2 separate regions of the Homo sapiens genome follow, and region 2 is linked to region 1. Evidence: chromatin contacts called from ENCODE Hi-C or POLR2A ChIA-PET data. All regions are on one chromosome and are shown on one strand. Each heading gives the region's core, a stretch centred on a gene start or an enhancer-like site at or near the end of the contact. The rest is flanking DNA. Distances are from core to core; before and after follow the strand shown. Region 1 has its middle 29 kb from the start of LRRC75A. Region 2 has its middle 20 kb from the start of ZNF287.

Region 1 (6,316 bases), core at 1,990-4,489:
TTTATGCAACATATAGTACTTTTATGCTAAAAAATCTTTAAGTTTTAGCTAAAGACATGGCGATCTTTTTTTCACTTTTTTTTTTTTTTTTTTTTAAGACACAGAGTCTCACTAAGTTACCAACACTGGTCTCTAACCCCTGGCCTCAAACGATCCTCCTGCCTTGGCCTCCCAAGTAGCTGGGATTACAAGCATGACCCCCTGCGACTGGGAATGAAATTGGTACTCTAGAAAGAATGGTTTTATAGCAGTGTGCAATGCACAAAAGAATCGGGAAAGCAACTGAAAGGCAAGATGCTCATTAGGGTTTTGACCCATTAATCAAAGCTTAGAGTGATGAGAGCTTGTTTTCTGGCCTAATTCCTTACCTTTTCCTTCTCTGTTATTCTACCTAGTCTGTATTTCCTTATAACACTGTCCCTCTGATGATTACCTTGTTGGTCATTTTTATCATCTAATCTTCCTGTGTGGGTTCCCTGCATTCTTGAGATCGGTTCTCTACAACCAGCCACTTGGGTGCCCAATCATCCCAACATGGTCAAATCTGAAACTGTCATATCTCCTTGCAGTGGCACAATCTCGGCTCATCACAACCTCCGCCTCCCGGGTTCAAGCAATTCTTCTGCCTCAGTCTCCCAAGTAGCTGGGGCTACAGGCGCCCACCGCCACACCTGGCTAATTTTTGTATTTTTAATAGAGTTGGGGTTTCACCATGTTGGCCAGGCTGGTCTCAAACTCCTGACCACAGGCAATTCGCCCACCTCAGCCTCCCAAGGTTCTGGGATTACAGGCGTGAGCCCAGCCCATATAGTGGAATCTTAGCCTACTGAAGAAAGTGCTACAAGAATGAAACTTGAGGACGTAATGCTGAGTTCAATAAACCAGTTGCAAAAGGACAAATATTGTATAATTCCACTTACACAAGGTAGATAGAGGAATCAAATTTATAAAAACAGAAAGTAAAATGTTATTTACCAGGGGCTGGCAGGAGAGAGGAATGGGGAGTTATTATTTGAGGGGTAGAGTTTCAGCTGGAGAAGATGAAAATATTCTGAAGGTGGAGGGTGGTGTTGGTTGCCCAACAATGTGAATGCACTTAATGCCACTGAACTGTATATTTAAAAATTGTTAAAATGATAAATTTTATGATATGTATGTTTTCAACAATTTTTTAAAGTTTTCCCAGAAACAAATAAAAACTGCAGAACTCCCAGCATATAATGGCTCCATCCTAATTTCTGCACTAATAGACAACTGAACTCTAGCATGGCTTCTAGAAGCATAAGGCCCTGTCTCTAGGATGACCCTAATCCCAGCTAAAGGCCTGCATATGGCCGGGCATGGTGGCTCACACCTCTAATCTGAACACTTTGTGAGGCTGAGGTGGGAGGAGCCATTGAGACCGGGAGTTCAAGACCAGCCTGGGCAACATAGGGAGAGCCTATCTCTACAAAAAAAAAAAAAAATTAATTAATCAGATGGCTGTGGTGATGCACAGCACAACTTTAGTCTCAGCTGCTTGGGAGACTGAGGTGGGAGGATCACTTGAATCCGGGAGGTCGAGGCTTCAGTGAGCTATGATCATGCCACTGCACTTCAGGCTGGGTAACAGAGTGAGACCTTGTCTCAAAAAAATTTTTGAAAATTAAAATAAAGGCCTTCCCGAGAAAGCTCAAGGCTGCCAGGAGAATTGACTGTTTGTTCCAGCCAATACCAAGAGATAGGCAGATAGAGCTCTGCACCACCACCCCTCAACTCCCTGTAGAGCCATCACTTTAGAAAGCTTGCAATTATAAAGCCTTTCTTTGCTCTTTGGGATATAAAACTACCACCCAAAACTGTTTCCTCCAGGACCTGAGAGTCTTCTCTTTAAAATGCAAGGCTTCAGGGAGATAATTCTGTCTCTCCTAGTCTGTAGGGGAGGCTGAGGGCCTAACTGTGGGCACCTTGCTCCAACCTGCACCACTGCCCCGTCACAAAGACATGAGAAGTGTGTGTGTCCTTCAGATAGACAGCAGTCAACAAACCCAGGTGGCCTGACATGGCCTAACCCTATTCACACCTTTAGTGCCTTTCCCTGAGCACACCCCACCTTTAAAAGTCTCCAGCCTTTTGTTTTGGAGAAGTTGAGTTCAATCCACACTGGTCTCTCTTCCTTGCTGCCATAGTATTGCTGAATAAAACCTGTGTTCACCATCTTGACCAGTGTCGGTCGGCATCGTTTATCTGGGATAGTGTCATAACAAAACCTAACCTCTCCTGACTGATAGTTAGTTGTCATTCTTACTCTTTTTATTATTATTGCCGAAGGTGATGATTTCTGGAGGAGCCTGAGCTCTTTCTCTTTCCCCTTCTCCCAGCTTCCCTTCTCCACTACATCTCCGTTATTGCATCAATTTCAGGAATACAGCTCCCAATAAATGGAAACAGTAGGACAATTTCAGTAATCATTTTCAGAATTTCTAGAGTCTTCACTGTAACTATTTTTTAGTTTCAGAGCTACTTGTTTCCCAAAATAAATCAAATCAGAGAAAACACATCTCTAGAATTAATTTTTTTTTTTAAGACAGGGTCTCTCACTGTTACCCCAGCTGGAGTGCAGTGGCACAATCACTGCTCACTGAAATCTTGAACTCCTGGGCTCAAGCACCCAGGCTTCTAAGTAGCTGGGACTACAGGTGCATGCCACCACATCAAGCTAATTTTATTTAATAGTACAGAGGAGGTGTCACTATGTTGCTCAGGCTGGTCTCAAACTCCTGGACTCACGTTATCCTCCCACTTTGGCCTCCCAGACTGCTAGGATTACAGGTGTGAACTACTGTGCCTGGCCTAGAGTGAATCTTTAGAATCCACCTCTACTGTGATGTGTCAATATAAGTTAGCAAGAACCAGTGACTTCTGAGTATATGAGTTCCAAACTTCGACATTTCCAAAGTCCCACCTCTGATGGCATTTGTAGGTGACCCCTTAGAGAAAACTTACAGTGTTCTCGCAGGTGCCAAAATTTATGCTGCTTTTTGCCCAACAGTTGGTTAGATATCTCAAGCAACTAAGAGCGTACTGCCATGGATTATGCCTTAAAGTAATGACGGTGCATTTACCAAACCACTCTTCCCTCTCTTACCCTCCAAAAAAATTGCTGTTCTCTCCAGGGCAGCCACAGCTGGAGGGGACGCTAGCTAATCCTCTTATCCCACCACTAGATGGCAGGACAGTCCAGTCTGGCAAATCTCTCTGCCCTGCCTGAACTTCGATGTCCACATCTTTAGTGAAGAGTCTTCCTAACAGAAATGTACTTCCTGGTTAAACATTAGTTTGGACTCAGAGAGCAGACAGGCTCAGATTCAGGCTGAGCCTCCTCCAAGGCAGACAGGTGTTCTCCTGAGGTGCCATTAGGGTTGTACTCATGTGGAGTGAGACGGGGCAAAGCGGAGAGGGAACCAGGGAAGGGAAAGAATTGGTGCTGATCAGATGTCCTGGAGCTTAACTTGCCTGCAGTCTGATGGGTTAGTATGGCAAAGTGGGGCCTGGAAGCCTCAACTCTCTATACCCATATAACCCCTCCACCCCATCCCTCTGCCTCCTGAAGACCCCTGTACAGCAGAGGCCAGTCCCAACAAGGAGGCCAGCACCAGGCTCCCCATCCTCTCTGCTCCAACTCTGTGGGTGTTTAACACACCAAAAGCAAGACTTCTACCAGCCAGGACCCTCTGTGAGCCCCCAGCCAGGAGACAGGCTCTGGGTTCTGAGATGAGGGAAGACGCCGGCATGATGTATGCACCAGCCTTGGGACTCCTAGCAGTACTTCCTTTCTGACACACTATTTTTTCAAAACATCATCCCATCCCTTGACTCAATGCTCTCACTAAGGCCAAGCGCCACGAGGTGACTGTGCCAGAAGCTCCCCAGCCAGTCGGAGCAGCACTGAGATCAGCAGATCCCAGGATCCTACCTCCCAACCTGTTGTCTTCCCAGCACACTGGACTATAGAGAAGACACCCTTGTGATTTGCTACAGGACCCTGCCCCAGCCTCCCTATCAACCTGCACAGTGGTGAGATGCAGTGAGGGCTTCTAGATTATGATCCGGACTAGGATCAGATTGGTCTGGTCTGATGACCCTCTCGGACACTTACTAGCTATGTGACCTTGGGCATGTAGTTTAACCTGTCTGTGCTTTGATGCCTCATCTGTAACATGTGAATTCTTATTGTATCTATGTTTCAAGGCTGTTGTAAGGATAAAATGAGATTGTGTGTGTTAAGGGCTTCCCACAATACCTGACATACAGTGCTCTGTAAATGGCAGAATCAAAAGTTGGATCGAAAATTTAATAGATAGCCACAAAAACAAACAACCCAACCTAAAAATGAGGAAAGACCTGGCCGGGCGCAGTGGCTCACGCCTGTAATCCCAGCACTTTGGGAGGCTGAGGCGGGCAGATCACGAAGTCAGGCGATCAAGACCATCCTGGCCAGCAGGGTGAAACACAGTCTCCTCTGAAATACAAAAAAAATAAGCCCAGTGTGGTGGTGTGTGCCTATAGTCCCAGGTACTCAGGAGACTGAGGCAGAGGAATAGCTTGAACCCGGGAGGCGGAGCTTGCAGTGAGCCGAGATCGCGCCACTGCACTCCAGCCTGGGCAACAAGAGTCAAACTTCCTCTCAAAAAAAAAAAAAAAAAAAAAAAAATGAGGAAAGACCTTTAACAGACATTTCTCCGAAGAAGATATACAAGTGGCCAACAAGCACATGAAAATGTACTCAACATCACTAATCACCAGGGAAATGCAAATCAAGACCACAATGAGAAATCACCTCATACCTGTTAGGATAGCCATTATTGAAAAACAAAACAAAAATCATAAAACGAGGGTTGATGAGGATGTGGAGAAATCGAAGCCCTTGTGCACCATTGGTAAGACTGCGATATGGCCCAGCCACTATAAAAACAGTATGGGCTGGGCACAGTGGCTCAGCCAATAATCCCAGCACTTTGGGAGGCTAAGGCGGGAGGATTGCTTGAGCCCAGAAGTTCAGGACCAGCTTGGACAACACAGTGAGACCCTATCTTTACAAAAAATAAAAAATTAGTCAGACGTGATGGCACACACCTGTAGTCCCAGCTACCTGGGGATCTGAGGTAGGAGGAGGCTTGAGCCTGGGAATTTAAGGCTACATTGAGCTATGATCAAGCCATTGGGCAACAGAGCAAGATCTTGTCTCATAAATAGATAAACAGAGACTCTTCAAAAAATTAAAAATAGAATTATCAAATGATCTAGCATTCCCACTTCTGAGTATATACCCAAAAGAATAGAAAGCAAAGTCTCAATGAAACATTTGTATATCCACATTCATAATAAGATCATTCACAGTAGACAAAAGGCAGAAGCAACCCAAGAGTGCATTAATAGATGAATGGGCAAAGAAAGTGTGGTTCATGCATACAAAGGAATATCATTCAGCCTTAAAAAGGAAAAAAATTCTGACACATACTATAGCATGAATGGACCTTGAAGACATTTGTTGTCAAATAAGCCAGTCACACAAGGACAAATACTGCATGATTCCATTTATATGGAATCTAAAGCAAAAAAAAAAAAAAAACCTCATAGAAGCTGAAAGCTGAAAGCTTGTTACCAGGGCTTGGGGAGGAGAGATGGGGAGCTGATGCTCAATGCATGTGGAGTTTCGGTCACACAAGATGAGAAAGTTCTAAAGTTAACAAGCCTGTACTCTACACTTACAAATTTGTTAAGAGGGTAGATTTCATCTTACATGTTTTTCACCACAATAAAAAAAAGACCGAGGCCAGGCGCGGTGGCTCATGCCTGTAATCCTAGCACTTTGGGAGGCCGAGGCGGGCCGATCATCTGAGGTCAGGAGGTCGAGACCAGCCTGACCAACATGGAGAAACCCCGTCTCTACTAAAAATACAAAATTATCCGGGTGTGGTAGTGCATGCCTGTAATACCAGCTACTCAGGAGGCTGAGGCAGGAGAATCGCTTGAACCTGGGAGGTGGAGGTTGTGGTGAGCCGAGATCGCGCCATTGTACTCCAGCCTGGGTGACAGAGCAAGACTCCGTCTCCAAAAAAAACAAAACCGAGAGAGAGCTGTCCCCTTGCAAGTCTTAAGGCAGCCACACTCTTCCCATCTAAGCCTAACTTCCCTCCCCTGCCATCTGTGGCAACTGCAGCTTCCATTAGGCATCCCTGATAACCAAGAAACTGTTAATTTTTCTTCCTGCCCCCTTCCCCAAAGGAGAGCCAGCCTAGACTGGCCATTCTTACAGGATTCAAGAATGGAGGAA
Region 2 (6,316 bases), core at 1,593-4,092, 68 kb before region 1:
TTTCTATTTACTGTGTAAGCTGTAGCCAGAACTTTCCTTACGATGTTGAATAGAAGTGGTGAGAAGACAGGACATCCATGATCTTAGGAAGAAAGATTTCATCACACGCACTCACCACTGAGGGTGATGTTAGCTATGGGTTTTTCAGGCTGAGGCAGCTCCCTTCTAATCCTAATTTATTGAGTGTTGTTTTTATCATGACAGGGTATTGAATTTTGTCAAATATTTGTTTTGTATGAATTGCAATAATCTTGTGAGATTTTTCCCCTCATTCTATTAATGTGGGATACAGCAGTAATTGATTTTGTATGTGGAATCAATTTGTGTATCTGGAATAAATTGAACTAATCATAGTGTGTAATTCTTTTAATATACTGCTGAATTCAATTTGGTAGTATTTTGATGATTTTTTCTATCTGTATGCATAAAAGATATTGGTTTGTACTGAGAAAACATTGTATTGGTTTTCTCTTCTTATGAAGTCTTTTTCACAAATACTAGGGTAATGCTGTCCTCATAGAAAGGGTTAGGATCGGTTATCTTCTATTTTGGGGTGTAGGACAGATGGTTAGAGTTTGAGATGGATTGGTGTTAATTCTTCTGCAAATGTTTTGTAGAAATTGCCAGTGAAGCCATTTGGCCCTGGCCCTTTTTGTTGTTAAAAGGTTTCTGATTCATTCTATTTATTTAAAAAGATATCCTGGCCGGGCGCAGTGGCTCACGCCTGTAATCCCACGACTTTGGGAGGCCGAGGCGGGCGGATCACGAGGTCAGGAGTTCAAGACCAGTCTGACCAACATGGTGAAACCCCATCTCTACTAAAAATACAAAAATTAGCCAGGTGTGGTGGCACACACCTGTAATTTCAGCTACTCAGGAGGCTGAGGCAGGAGAATTGCTTGAACCTGAGAGGCCAAGATTGCAGTGAGCCAAGATCGTGCCACTGCACTCAAGCCTGGGTGACAGAGTGAGACTCTGTCTCAAAAAAAAAAAAAAAAAAAAGATATCCTTAGATTCTCCATTTCTTCTTCAATCTGTTTTGGAAGTCTGAGTGCTTCTAAGAATTTATCCTTGGGAGGCCGAGGAGGGTGGATCATGAGGTCAAGAGATTGAGACCATCCTGGCCAACATGGTGAAACCCCGTCTCTACTAGAAATACAAAAATTAGCTGGGAGTGGTGGTGCACGCCTGTTGTCCCAACTACTCAGGAGGCTGAGGCAGGAGAAACGCTTGAACCCGGGAGGCAGAGGCAGAGGTTGCAGTGAGCCAAGATCGTGCCACTGCACTCCAGCCTGATGACAGTGTGAGACTCTGTCTCAAAATGTATCCATTTCATCTAGATTACCTACTTTGTTGGGATACAATTGATTTAATATTCTCTTATAATTCTGTGTATTTCTTCAAAATCAATAGTCACGTCCCCACTTTTATTTCTGATTTAATGTTTTAGTTTTATATAAATTTTCATATTGCAATAATTTTATTATATTACTGTTAAATATTGTTAAATAATTAGGAAAAATAATAAAATAACAGTGTTTTAATAATCTTTCTCTTCTTACTCTACCTGAAGTTTTGTCAATTTTCTTGACCTTTTCAAAGGACCAACTTTGGGTTTTGTTGATTTTTTCCCTATTTTTCTATCCTCTATTTTGTTTAACTATGCTCTAATCTTTATTATTTCCTTCTGTCTTAGTCCATTTGTGCTTCTACAACAAAATACCACAGGCCACATAATTTATTTTTCAAAAATCAGAAATTTATTTTCTTACAGTTCTGGAGGCTGGGAAGTCCAAGATCAAGGTGCCAGCATCTTGTGAGGGCCTTCTTGCTATGTTATCCCATGGGAGAAAGCAGAAGGGCCAAGAAAAGGGAAGAGAGAGCAAGAGAGTGCTGAACTTGTCCTTTTGAAAGGAACACACTCCCTTAATAATGGCATTAATCCACTCATGAGGACAGAGTCCTCATGGCCTAATCACCTCTTAAAAGTCTTACCTCTTACCCCTGTTACATTGGAGATTAAGTTTCCAACACATGGACATTGGAGGACACATTTAAACTATAGCATCTTCCTTCTCCTAACTTTGGGTTTTGTTTTCTCTTCTTTATCCAGCTCCTTAAGGTGTAAAGTTAGGTTATTTATCTGATATCTTTGTTTTTTAAAGGTAAATGTTTACTCGTAAAATTTTCCCTTTGAAACTGCTTTCACTGATTGTCATAGTTTTGGTATGTTGTGCTTCATTTTCATTTGTCTCATCGTATTTTCCAATTTCCCATGTTATTTTTTCTTTGACCATTGGTTGTTTAAGAGTGTGTTGTTTAATTCTCACGTATTTGTGAATGTTCCAGTTTTCCTTCTGTTAATGTTTCCTTATATTGTGGTTATAGAAAATATTGTATTACTTCAGTCTTTTAAAATTGATTGAGACTAGCTTTGTGACCTAATTTGTGGTCTAATCTGGAGACTGTTCCATGCGTGTTAGAGAATACTAGAGGATATTCTGAAGCTGTTGGGTGGAGTGTAACGGCTTTGAATAATCTGAAGTTCAGTAGTTAAAGAGGATGGCCAGGGCCAGGCATAGTGGCTCACGCCTGTAATTCCAGCACTTTGGGAGGCCGAGGCGGGTGGATCACCTGAGGTCAGGACTTCCAAACCAGCCTGGCCAACATGGCGAAACCGCGTCTCTACTGAAAATACCAAAAAGCAATAGAGGATGGCCGGAGGGAGCCCAAGTCCCTAAAACGCAAAGCTCCCTGCACTGCACCTAGAGGGCCGCAAGAGGGCGCGCGAACCCGCCCTGGCTGACTTGCCGGCGCGCATGCGTGTTCCGCCTGCGGACTGCCTTGTCTGCAGTGAGGCAGAGCGCTGCGTTCCTTGAGGACCCCGGGGAGGCGCGGTCGCGGCTTCGTGACAACCTGGGGCCGAGTCCTCCGTGAGGAAACAGCCTGTGCGGGCCCTGACGGCTGTGGAGGGAGCTGTTCCCCGGCTTCTCCAGGGACATTTTTCGGGGCTTTCTGCATGGTGCCTGGGTTTCTGCCTCACTCGCGCGCGGTGCCCCGCAGGGCCTCTGGCCAGTTCCCTCTCGCAGGGAGCGGCGGAACTCCCGGTGTCCTGGCGCGAGGTGGCGGCTTCTGGGAGAAGTCCCCAGACCCTCCGAGGAGGAGGAATCGCTGACGGCGGGAAGGGGGTGGGCGGAATCCCAGGCCGCTCCGTCCCTGTGAGCCCGGCGGGACCGGGAGACCGGCGCTCCCCTCCCGTGGACCGGCCTCTGTGAAGCCTTTAAGGTTCGTTTTTGCTACAACGTGAAAGTAGTTTAAAAACATAAGAAACTGTAAAGTGAGTGTATTAAAACTCGCATCATTCCTGGCCAACATGATGAAACCCCGTCTCTACTATAAATTCAAAAATAAGCCGGGCGTGGTGGCGCACGCCTGTAGTCCCAGCTACAGGGGAGGCTGAGGCACAATTGCTTGAACCCAGGAGGTGGAGGTAGCAGTGAGCCAAGATCACACCACTGCACTCCAGCCTGAGCGACAGAGGGAGACTCTGTCTCCAAAAGAAAAAGAAATCTGAGCGTAGATGCAAACTGAGACACTGAGACTTCCTCCTTGTAGTAGTCAGGACCAGGCGATTGAAGTAATTCTGTCCTGTGGGGTTCGGCATCATGCACGTTTCCCCTGGGCCGTCCTCTGATGCAGGGCACTTGCTCCACACTCTGGGAACCCAGATTCACCAGTCTGCCCTGTCACATAGTTGAAGGAGTTGCATTTATCTTTCTGGCTCCCAATTCCTTTAAAATTACATTTGTTGCAGAACCTCCACAAGGCGAAATGAAATAAAATTACATTTGTGACCATCAGAGAACTGAAGGAACTATTAACTGGCCGTCCTGGTTTTGCTGAGATCAGGCTGTTGACAGCTCCTGGTTGGCCCACAGCTACCTATGTCAGTTATCTCCATTAACATTTCCAAGAATCTTTGTAGGACAATTTCTCCACCTGCAAGTTCTTTCAAGTAGAACCCTTCTTTCCTTTAAGGCAATTAGCCCATTGCCAAAAGGTTTTACTGTCTTAAAGCTGGAACTGTCTTTCTGAGATCTAATTCCAGGGACTTCTCCACAGCTAAGTGAGGTGCCTCACACCAGTATTAGGTGATTCTTTGTGTGGACAGAACAGAGCATTTTCATCTTGTGTTTAAAGCAATTTCTTGGCTTCGGCTCCTCACCACTTTCTATACCAGTCTCCCATTCACGTCCCTAGTAATGCCTATGCAAAAAAAAAAAGAAAAAAGAAAGAAAAAGAAAAAGCTGACGGTGAAACCTACAGGTTTAAGGGCTTAAATCTCAGACTTTGTGTTAGGAGAAACAGGAGTGTGCTGAGAGGGCAAGCAATAAAACAAGTCATACCAAAAAGCCACATTGCTCTCTCCTAAGCCCCAACCCCACTCCACTCCTGAGGCCAGTGGTCCAGACAGAAAATAACTGGAGAAGACGAGGAGGTCAAAGGATCAGGGAACTAAGCATTATGTGAATTCACCAGCAAGATGTACAGAACGCTTGTGTTTACATTGTTTTTATGGAACTAGCAGAATAAAACTGATCTATTTTAAAAATGAAAAAAAAACTCACATCATTTTAACTTTAAATAGTTTATACCAAAGGAAAGTTTTAATACATTTGCCTTCCTGGCTTTAATGAAAGCAAACATATCAATAACATTTTAAAAATATACTTCTTAGCTTATCTCATTTTCATTTGAACATGTCCAACAATTCCTCATGACACAGTGACAGTCTTAAATAGCTGTCAATTAATTTCAGCTTACAAAAACTTCTTTTGTGGGACCCCCATTATGACTGGTATCGCTAAAAATTATGTATTAGAACATGTTGGGAAGCAGAGGGAGAAAATAATTATATATCAGATCCACTTCCACATTTAGGAAAGAACTAAGCAAAATGTGTTCATCAGTTTTGGACATTGAAACATTATCGTTTGGTTTGGTTTTTTAAATGCCAACTATTGTATCATCTGAGGAACTGACATTTAAACTGGCACTGAGCAGTGTGAGTGTGGGGTGGGAATACTGTCTGGGTATTGGTGTGGAAGTGAATGGCGATTGTGGAGCTCCGTGTAGAGATCACAGCTATGCTTGACAGTGGTTTTGAGAGGCCGTGTCAGATTCATGACTGGGTACTAGTGGAGCCATTATCTGAGATTAGAGATTAGAGGACAAGTCACTTTTATTTGGGGAGGAAGTTGAGGGCCTCAGTTTGAAATGTATTACATCTTAAGTGCCTATAACACGCAGAGACTGTGCCTCAAATGAAATCTAGACTGAGCTTTCAGATGTCATCACCATCAAGATAATGATGGGAGAAATTGCTGCAGCAAGTGAAGACATGCAGGAGGTTTCCAAGGCAGCTATAGTGAAAGGGGCACACGGGTGGGGACTGGGTCTCAGAATGTTCCCTGATACTCTTCAGGGGGGCTTTGCACAGGACACCAGCAAGGAGTGTTCGTGGACTAGGTTTGAAGACAGTCAGCCTGAGATGTCAGAGGAGTCTGGCAAAAGAATGATCTCAAAAGGAGGCCGTGGTCAAATTAGTCTTTGTTTGTTTGTTTGTTTTTGAGATGGACTCTTGCTTTGTCACCCAGGCTGGAGTGTGGTGGCGGGATCTCAGCTCACTGAAACCTCGCCTCCTGCGTTCAAGCGATTCTTCTGCCTCAGCCTCCCAAGTAGCTGGGACTACAGGCGCCCGCCACCATGCCCGGCTAATTTTTGTATTTTTAGTAGAGACAAGGTTTCAATATATCAGCCAGGCTGGTCTCAAACTCCCGAACTCAAGTGATCCACCCACTTCAACCTCCCAAAGTGCTGAGATTACAGGCATGAGCTACCATGCCTGGCACTACCCAGATATTTTAATCCAATGAGTATTTTAAGTCATTTTCTTGGGACTAAAACACAATTGAAACGTGACCTCTTTTGGGGAATTTGCCTTTTCCTAGGCTTCTCTGACATCTCAGCTGTGGAAACAATTTTAAGTCATTTTCTTGGGACTAAAACACAATTGAAACGTGACCTCTTTTGGGGAATTTGCCTTTTCCTAGGCTTCTCTGACATCTCAGCTGTGGAAACATGGAGTTGTTTGATTTCCACTTTTCTACATAAACCACTTCCTCCACTGAGTACCCTGAAACTGTCTGCCCTTTTTTGCCCCATGTCAAACTCCATGGAAAAGTGCACTTACTTGCACAACTTCCTCTTCCAAATAAGTGGCATGCTGCCCTGGAATCTCTGCTTCAGTTCACTC

What was found. A loop is a pair of places that touch in the nucleus more often than their neighbours do. ChIA-PET counts read pairs that join two places held with the same protein, here RNA polymerase II (POLR2A). Pooled maps may share reads with other maps.
Region 2: a pooled map shows a loop between it and region 1 (3-fold over the local background). The contact joins two enhancer-like sites. A Hi-C loop is called at or near these places in 65 of 168 maps with a recorded cell type or tissue (A673, B cell, CD14-positive monocyte and 39 more), 37 of 37 single-sample maps with no recorded cell type and 45 of 50 pooled maps. POLR2A ChIA-PET finds 5 or more read pairs at or near these places in 32 of 52 experiments (AG04450, B cell, BJ and 23 more).

The regions. Positions count from the first base shown.
Region 1 is chr17:16,518,339-16,524,654 of GRCh38, reverse strand. No RefSeq gene overlaps it. Among named protein-coding and RNA genes, the nearest start is that of LRRC75A, 29 kb to the right of the region's middle. RefSeq lists an enhancer at 3,314-3,363. Within about 2 kb of position 3,239, at least 3 of the 41 ENCODE cell types and tissues checked have a DNase peak (open chromatin) inside an H3K27ac peak, as active enhancers do; they include adrenal gland, where a contact is called at or near this core.
Region 2 is chr17:16,585,982-16,592,297 of GRCh38, reverse strand. No RefSeq gene overlaps it. Among named protein-coding and RNA genes, the nearest start is that of ZNF287, 20 kb to the right of the region's middle. RefSeq lists an enhancer at 3,089-3,158. Within about 2 kb of position 2,842, at least 18 of the 41 ENCODE cell types and tissues checked have a DNase peak (open chromatin) inside an H3K27ac peak, as active enhancers do; they include adrenal gland, where a contact is called at or near this core.